2 separate regions of the Mus musculus genome follow, and region 1 is linked to region 2. A link is a loop called in an ENCODE intact Hi-C map of the cell type or tissue named here. Cell type or tissue: left cerebral cortex. All regions are shown on one strand. Each heading gives the region's core, and the rest is flanking DNA. Links, peaks and the distances in the headings are about the cores only. Region 1 has its middle 47 kb from the start of Fchsd2. Region 2 overlaps Fchsd2 (FCH and double SH3 domains 2).

Region 1 (4,393 bases), core at 162-4,161, 210 kb after region 2:
GCATGAAAACTGTCACGAGTTTGAAGCCAGGCTGTGTTACATAATAAGTTCCAACAAACGTGAGACATCTGCAAGGCTGTTATCAGCTTATCGGCAATTCCTTCAAGTATGATCTCTTTCTATGCTTAAGGAAGTGCGTGTGCGTGTGCGTGTGCATGTGTGTGTGTGTGTGATTGTTGTTTTGGGTTTTTGAAACAAGGTTTCTTTTTTGTGTATCCCCGGTGTCCTAGTACTTGTTCTGTAGACCAGGCTGACCCGGAACTCAAAAAATCTGCGTGCCTCTGCCTCCTGAGTGCTGGACTTAAAGGCACAGGCCACCATTGCCTACTTAAGGCAGTTTTGTTTGTTTACATTTTGTTTCTGAGACCATTATAGCCAACATTAAAAGGTGCTGGTTAAAGAGCTTTGTGCTAGCTCATCCCTCTGTCAGCTGAGCTGCAACTCCAGACCTCCTTTGTGATTAAATCAGTGATGGCTGATATGAAGGAGCCTGTGGGACCCTGGCAATTTTAGGGTCCCCAGCAACAACTCAGAGGCTTACAAGGGCAGGACCTTTGTCCTGAAGCATGATTAGTTCAAGGTTCAGAGAAGGGAATTGTTGGGTACAGTCCACAGGGTGCTCTGGAGGACTTCCTGTCCGCTGCTTCAGAGGAGATTCAGAGCCCAGGGCCTGATCTCTGACAGTACCATCAGGCTGCCACAAGCCGTCTGGCCTGGCTTGGGTGGGTGTTTTCCTGAGACAGAGGCTAGGCCAGACACTTCAAATACCCTCTCAGCATCTCTGTCCCTCAGATGTGAATTACCAACTCTCTTGGCAGAGGGGGAAACTGAGGCTTCCTGGGGTAGAGAAGCTAAGCCTTGAAGATGGACTCTGGGCTTTTTTTTTTTTTTTTTTTTTTTTTTTGGTTTTTGGTTTTTGGTTTTGGGAAACAGGGTTTCTCTGTGTAGCCTGGCTGTCCTGGAACTCACTCTGTAGACCAGGCTAGCCTCAAACTCAGAAATTCGCCTGCCTCTGCCTCCCAAATGCTGGGATTAAAGGCATGTGCCACCATGCCCGGCTAGAATCCAGGCATAATTAACAAAGTCACCACAGGCTGGACACCGTGGTCTGCTCTGAGCTCCCTTAGGTGGCCTGAAGGAGAAACCTCCCAGGGCTGGATGCCTTTCTGGTTGTGAAGATGGGCCTTCAAAGCTTATGTGAAGTTTTTTAGCCAGGAGGATTCCAGGAAGGCTGACAGAGGAGAGTAAGCCATTGGACACCGGCCTGTGTGCTTCACACCCTCTGGACTTGAAGCAAAGTTCTGGCTCCTGTCTGGGCCCAGGGCGGGTTGTTTAGGAGCTGGGTCTGGCTGCAGATCAGAAAACAGGGCCCACCCTGCCCTAGAAGCTGGGCCTGCGGGTGAGTCCAAGCTAAACCACCACACAAGGGTCCATTGTGGTCTCTCCACCCGGCCCTGGGTTCTGCCAGCCCTTCCGGCTCCCGGAAAATGTTTTCCTTCTGGCAACTCCAGGGCAGCCTGCCCTTAGCCAAGATGCTGACTGGCCACACCTCTTGCCTTTCTCAATCAGCAGAGATTCTGGGGACTGGTAGCCCAGAGTGCTGGGGCTAGTCTGCGTGTCACACACAGGGTCCCTAAAGCTTGGGGAAATGAGCACACCAGGGCTAGATTCAGAATCAGAACCTTGTACTTCGTAGCCATGTTTTCCAACAAGGAGGGAGGTAAGAGGGTTTGTACCAGATAGGGGAGTAGCGTCTCCTCAGAAAGACTTAGGTGGCATTCTGAAAGAAATAACGATATTCATGCCATTTTCTGGGAAAGTTAGGTCCCCCAGGAAACAGCTGGGATAGCCTGCGGGTTACCCACTTCTTCTGGCATCCAGCCTTGAAATGCTGAAATGTAAAACCAGGCGCCGAGTTCTGGTAGGATGGTTCAGTGGATAACGCTACTTGCTGCAAAGCCAACCAACCTGAGTTTGCTCCTCAGGACCCGAAGGATGGAAGAAGAACCAACTCCTGAAAGTTGTCATTTGGCGGGTGGAGTGGGGTTGGGGAAGTGGGAGGTGGAGAGAGAGAGAGAGAGAGAGAGAGAGAGAATGAGAATAAACCAGGCATGGATGCGTTGCGTGGGATGATGTTTCATGGGGTGATGTTGCGAGGACAAGCAGGATTGGAATTTGAGGTTTCATCGCTGGCTGCCGGGACCAGAGGCTCCGGGTTCTGGGTTTCCTCGACTCTTTCACGGGCAGACAGCGCCACCTGGGGTCCAATCCATGGGACTTGAATCCCTCTGGAGATCCCACTCAGAACTCTCTGGGGATAGAAGGAATGAGCTGGGCACTGGGGATAAAAATGCTAAGATGGGTCACCAGCAGCTCTACTGGAGTCACCCACGGAAGTTCGGCCAGGGTTCCCGCTCTTGCCGCGTCTGCTCTAACCGCCACGGTCTGATCCGCAAATACGGGCTGAACTTGTGCCGCCAGTGCTTCCGGCAGTACGCGAATGACTAAGGACTAAGTTGGACTAAGCGACCTTGAATGGATTGTTCGACTGATTACCAAGCAGAACCAATCATGCTAGTCTTTGTGCACAAAGAATAAAAATGTGAAGAACTTAAAAAAAAAAAAAAAAGCTATTCCATGCAGGCAGGCCGGAGGCGCAATAGTAGAGGCCGCAGGCACAATAGTAGAGGACCACTCTACTGGATGAGAATCAGGGATGCTTTGATGGGGACCTGCAGGGTAGAGGTCACGGATTTGGAGTTAAACCTTTGTCTTGCAAGAGTGAATGGTACTCAGTTCAGGAACAGGCTGTGAAACCCATGGAGAGCTTGGTGCGTTGGCAAATGCTGGTAACAGCATTAGGCAAGTAGAGGAAGGAGGATAAGGAGGCCAAGTTTGTAACAAGCTATGTTGGAAGTTCGAGGTCAGCCTGAGCCGCGTGAGACTCCGTTGGTGACTCCGTGTGTGAGAACACTGGACAAGCATGAAGACCTAGGTTCAGATTCCATCACTAAGTTTTTTTGGTTTTGTTTTTAACATAGGTCTCTGTTGCTATGATGAAATACCACGACTTGGGAAGGAAAGGGTTTCTTTTTTTTTACAGCTTACAGCACTTCATTGGAAGGAAGTTGGGGCAGGAACTAAAGCAGAAACCACAAAGAAATGTTGTTTCCTGGCTTGCTCGGCAGGGGCTTGCTCGCTGCTTTCTTATACCACCAATGCCCGTTTGCCCAGGAATGGCCCTGCCCCATTGGGCTGGGTCATCCCATGTCAATCATTAATTGCCTACAGACAATAGGATGGAGGTATTTTACCAACTAAGATTCCTCTTCCCAGATAACTCCAGCTTGTGTCAAGTTGATAAAAACCCCTCAAGCTGGAGTTATCTATATCTAGCCTATAACCCTAGCTTCTGGGAGGTAGAAGCAAAAGGATCCCTGGGGCTTGCCCATCAGTGAGAAACCCTGTCTGGAAAGGCTTAGGACATTCTTCTGCGTTCTCCTCGGGCCTCCCTGCAAGTGCAAGGACACGTGCACCCATGCTCTCACATACAAGTCTACCAGATTAACACACCTCACCACACAGATGCTCAAACATAAGCATTCTTAAAGCATGGAGAAGGCATTGTGAGTGTAAATGTGGCTGCTTTGATTTTACTTTTGTATTTGTGCTAAGAATCAAATAACTTTACCAAGAACTCCCACACACACACCTCTCTTCCACCACCACCCTGCCCCCCCCCCCCGCCTTCCCCCCTCCTCTCCCTGCCTCCCCCTTCTTCCTTTTCCATTTGTTGCTGTTGTTTTCAAAACAAGGTTTCTCTGTGTAGCCCTGGCTGTCCTGGAACTCACTCTGTAGACCAGGCTGGCTTCAAACTCACAGAGATCTGCCTGCCTCTGCCTCCCAAGTGCTGGGATTAAAGGAGTATGCCATCACCACCTGGCTCTCTTCCTTCTTTTAAAATGAAAACAGTTGCTTACTTTATTTCTCCATCTAAACTGGCATTTAGCTTTATAAATTTTATGTGCGTGCACACACCTGCTTCTCAGTATGTATGTCATGTGCTTGCAGGTGCCCTCAGAGGCCAGGAGAACCTGGGTTCTCTGCAAGAGCAGCAAATGCTCTTAGCCACTAAGCCATCTCTCCAGCCCCATACACGAGCACTTTTTTTACCTCTCATTTTTCTCTGTTCACTGAAGAAAATTCATAAAATAGGAGTATGTATATATCTATATATATGTATATGTATATGTATGCATATATATATATGCAATCTGTCACCCTACACCTTAACTTCCTGCTGCTGGTATTACGGTATTAATCGTCCATCCGAATTTTCAGTTCTCCTTTCACAGACTCAGGCCACCCCTTCTTTAGAAGCTCAATATGCAGA
Region 2 (4,393 bases), core at 289-4,288:
ACAATGAAGCCAGGTATGATGGAGCATGTCTGTAATACCAGCACTCAGGAGGCTGAGTCAGGAGAACTGCTTTAAGTGTGATTTCAGTCTAGGCTACAGGGTGACACTTGGTAGCACATGGCTATATAGTTGAGTTCAGGCCAGTCTGGGCTACATGAACCCCTGTAACAATCAATCAATCAATCAAAACACAACCCCCAAAACAAACATAACAAGAAATAATCAACAAAATCCACCCCAATGAGACACTACTCCATTTTCATTAGTGTCTTTATCATAAGGAAAACAGAGCATGTATTGCTAAGAATGTAGCAAAGCTGGAACCTTATACACCAGTAGTGGGACTGTAAATAGCACATCTGCTGTGAAAAATGGTAAGTTTCCTTAATAAATTAAAAATAGGAGTATACAAAAATTTCCTGGGTATACACCTAAAGAAATGAAAACAAAGACTAAAACAGATGTTTGCAAATTCATGTTCACAGCAGCAATATTACAACAGCCTAAGTTCCACTACTAAAGGGATAGGTAAATAAGACAGTATACACAGATAATGGATATTACTCAGTCTTAAAAAGGAAGGAATGCTGCCTGACACATGCTACCAAATGGATGTACTTTAAAGACATTGTGCTAAATAAGTAAGCCATCACAAAAAGATAAACCAACTCCATTTCTAGGAAGCGTGAAGAGCAGTCAAAGTCCTAGCAGCACAGCCTTTATTGGGACTGAAGGTGGCTCATGGGAGTTACTGTTTACTGGGTACAGAGGTTTAGTTTTCATTCAGTTGTTTGAGACAGAGTATCACTATATATACTAGCCTGGCCAGAAATGTATGCATTTCAGGCTGGTCTCAACTTAGAATTCTTTGCTTCTTTCTTTTGAGTACATAGATTATTCGTAAGGCCACCATGACCAGTGAAATTTTTCATTTTTTAAAAAGATGTATTTTATTTTTAATTGTGTATGTGCAGAGAGGCCAGAGGTATTGAGTTCCAGGTGGATGCTAGCCTCCTGTTGTAGTGCTGGGAAATGGGTTCTCTGCAAAAGCAGGACAAACATTTTTTTTTTTTTTGGAGGGTGTGATAGTTTATTTAAAAAACAGAAACAACAAAATAAAACAACAACAGTAACAAATAAAACGGTGCCACACTGATCGTGTGACCAGAATACGTACGTAATGGCTTTTCTCTTGGGTATTAACATTTCAGTATGCTTAGATACTGAAATGCTTCAATAGGACCAAGAACGTTAGAGAGTAAGGATGGACAAACATTCTTAATTACTGAGCTATCTCTCTGGTCCCTTAAACATATTTTATATATTCAGAAGACCTTTCTTTCATACTCTAGGGAAAGTTAGACATTTCACTGTATTACACAAAACACTCAGATATTTATAAAAATGGGTAGAACAAGTTTCCAAAAATATATATGGAATGCTAACATGTGCTGTGCTTTGGTACTGGGAATCAGTCCAGAGAACTTTCTCTTGCCAGCATGGACTGATACTAAACATTCCTTTACCTTCTGTTTTTAGTTCATGTCTGATTCTCACGGAAAGGACTAGAAGGCTTTAGTGACAACAGGGATGTCAGATGCTTTGTGTGGTTCTAGAGGATTTTTAAAGTATCTTAGACTAATCTCTTCCTTTTCCCTCTTCATTGTTCTCATGGTTTCTTGACCCAGCCTATCTAAAATCCCACTCTTCCTTACTCTCTTATCTAAGGACTACACTCTCAACCCTTCTTTCTTCAATCAAAACAATTCTTCTTAGCCATACTTACATTTTTCCTTTCTTAAATGTTGTAAAAAGCTTACTCTTCCTGCAAAGGCAGTAAGAAGAACCCTGTGTGAGTTTCTGTAGCGGCTGTCTTCTGCTACGAGCTCTGGGGTTCTCCCAGACAGGAAGCAGTGACTGACTGGCTGGAGGTGAATACTGACTGTATCACTTACTTGCTGTGTGTGACCCTGGGCAAGTCATCTGGTTCCTAAACTTTAGTGATCTCAACTCTCTTTTGAAGACAACTATTTTTCTAATGAAGACAAGTACTTTTTCACAGGGCTATCAGAAGGATTAAAGGAGGTAATGCATCTTAAACCCCATACACTTGGCAAATGGGAGGTACTCAGTCCATCATTATCTTTTGCTGGTTTTATGAGGCACAGAGAGTCAGATGAAGAATTTGTTGACACCCAACACAGAGGAAAGCAGCTACTTGCAGAAAACTGATTAGCAGAACCTCTGAACTCTACTTGCAGAGCACAGGACCTTACTCCAAGCACTAAGTAGATAATATATAAACTTCTGTTCAAAGCAAGATGGAATACTAAGGACCAGATTTGAATTTCATGCCAGAAACAATTTTAAAAAATTTGTTGTGGGCCTGTAAAATGGATCTGTGGGTAAAGGTACTTGCCACCTCCTGCAAGCTGTCCTTTGACCTCTATTTGATTAATTTAGTATGCCCTACCACCAATAAATAAATGTAATAACATAAAATATGGTCAAAAATTTAAAAGTTTTCAAGACATAGGCCATTAAGCAATGAAAGACAGTAGTGTCTGGGGAATGGAAAAGTCTGCACAACTTATGCTCAGAAGAAGTTTCCAAGCTGAGGACAGTGTGCCCTCTGAATTGAGTGGAACATGGAGATCATGCAGGCCAAGGTGGCTAGGGTTTATAGCACAGTAACAAGGAGAGCAGAAAGAGATCCTGAGAAATCTGCAGAGCCTCAAGTCTTCAGCTGAGTAGTGTATGTGCATGAACAGAGTAGCTGAAGCCAGAAATAGAACCATCTAGAAGGACAAGAGAAACGTATCTCTAGAACTCACACAGGTTTGGGACACGACTTGTATTCCCTAAGGCATAGCGCATCACAGAGCAGTAAGAATATGGAAGACATAGGCAGTGCCATCAGCCAACAAGATGTAACTGCATTTGTAGAACACAGCATTCAAGAGCAGCAGAATGCACACTCTTTATATATCACACACTGGGTCACAAAAGAAGTCTCAGTAAATTTCAAAGAACTGAAGTATGTTACTGATCTACAACATAAGTGAATTAGAAATCTAAAGTGGAAATATATCTAGAAAGCTTCTACAAATTTTCAACATTCAAAAATTCAAGGGCTGAAAAACCAGTCAGAAAGCATCTTGAACTGAATGATGACACAGTAGCAAAACTGTGCAAAGAGCCTACAGATGTATGTAGCAGGAATGTTTACCAAATGCCTCCACCAGAAAAGGGAAAATGTCTAAAATCAACATCCCTAGCTTCTACCTGAAGAAAAAAAAAATCATAAAAGAGCCAATTAAATCCAAATTAAGCAGGAGAAAGGAAATAATTAAAATCTAAGCAGAAATTAATAAAACAGGAAAACAATAACAACAAAAAAGCAATGAAACCAAAAGTTTGCTAACTGTAGAAAGCCATCTATTTGATGAACTTCCATTAGAACAGAATGATGGGGGTGGGGAGAAGAGGACACAAAACATACAGGAATAAGAGGGGTGACTGATATCACTAAAGACACTCTACATATTCAAAGAATAGCCAAGAATATTATAAGCAACTTTATGCCAGTAACTTTGGTAAGTTGGATAGAACAAAGAATTTTTTTTACAACAAACTCCAAATAAAATGATCAAAGTCTATTTAAAGGAGAACAGCCTTGGTGTTGATTATCCGCAAACCTGGCAGAGGAAGGAAGAACAGTCAGGGCCAGCCTGGTTTACAAAGTGAGTTCTAGGCCAGCAAGGGCTATAAATGGAGATCCTGTCTCAGAAAGTCAGCCTTTTCCCAGCACTTTTTACACTTTTAATTTTGAGACAGGGTTTCAATAAATTGTCCAGGCTGGCCTTGAGCTCATTGGCTATTACAGATCTTAACTTGTGATCTTCCTGCCTCAGCCCTGCAAGGAGCTAAATTACAGACCTGTGTCACCAGGATTAGTTTCTTGAAACATTAACTATATATCCACTATACAGCATATTCAAAAGCATATGTTAGTAGTACATGCCCTATACAAATTCAAGACTTACAAAATTACAGTAATAGTCCAGAACAACCCAAATGCCCACCAACGAGTAGAAGGATAGCAAACATCTACAGCTATACAACACACTATTGTTCAGCAATGAAAATGGTCAGCATACAACAACACTTGTGATCCTCAAAATCATTACAAAATCATTTTTTTTTTTTTGTTTTTTGGTTTTTCGAGACAGGGTTTCTCTGTGTAGCCCTGGCTGTCCTGGAACTCACTTTGTAGACCAGGCTGGCCTCGAACTCAGAAATCGGCCTGCCTCTGCCTTCCAAGTGCTGGGATTAAAGGTGTGTGCCACCATGCCTGGCTTACACTGAGTTTTCAAAGGTCCACACAAAAGAG

What was found. A loop is a pair of places that touch in the nucleus more often than their neighbours do. Peaks named below come from ENCODE experiments on the same cell type or tissue, not always from the same donor. Only the 100,000 strongest peaks of a DNase experiment are listed, where the experiment ranks them.
Region 1: it touches region 2 in a loop (3-fold over the local background); 4 of 42 quality-filtered maps call a loop at or near these places.

The regions. Positions count from the first base shown.
Region 1 is chr7:101,059,441-101,063,833 of GRCm38, reverse strand. It overlaps the pseudogene Gm5735. Among named protein-coding and RNA genes, the nearest start is that of Fchsd2, 47 kb to the left of the region's middle. In left cerebral cortex, for the core only: a CTCF peak has its summit at 2,260 (motif pointing left); DNase peaks (open chromatin) are centred at 1,430 and 2,245; H3K4me3 peaks cover 287 bases.
Region 2 is chr7:101,265,168-101,269,560 of GRCm38, reverse strand. The region is part of intron 13 of Fchsd2 (FCH and double SH3 domains 2); the gene reads right to left. LOC115486538 (a long non-coding RNA gene) reads left to right here. Exons shown (of 2, transcript XR_003946843.1): 2 at 1-4,393. Among named protein-coding and RNA genes, the nearest start is that of Gm50587, 8.8 kb to the right of the region's middle. In left cerebral cortex, for the core only: no CTCF peak of the experiment used is centred there; DNase peaks (open chromatin) are centred at 1,493 and 1,837; H3K27ac peaks cover 960 bases.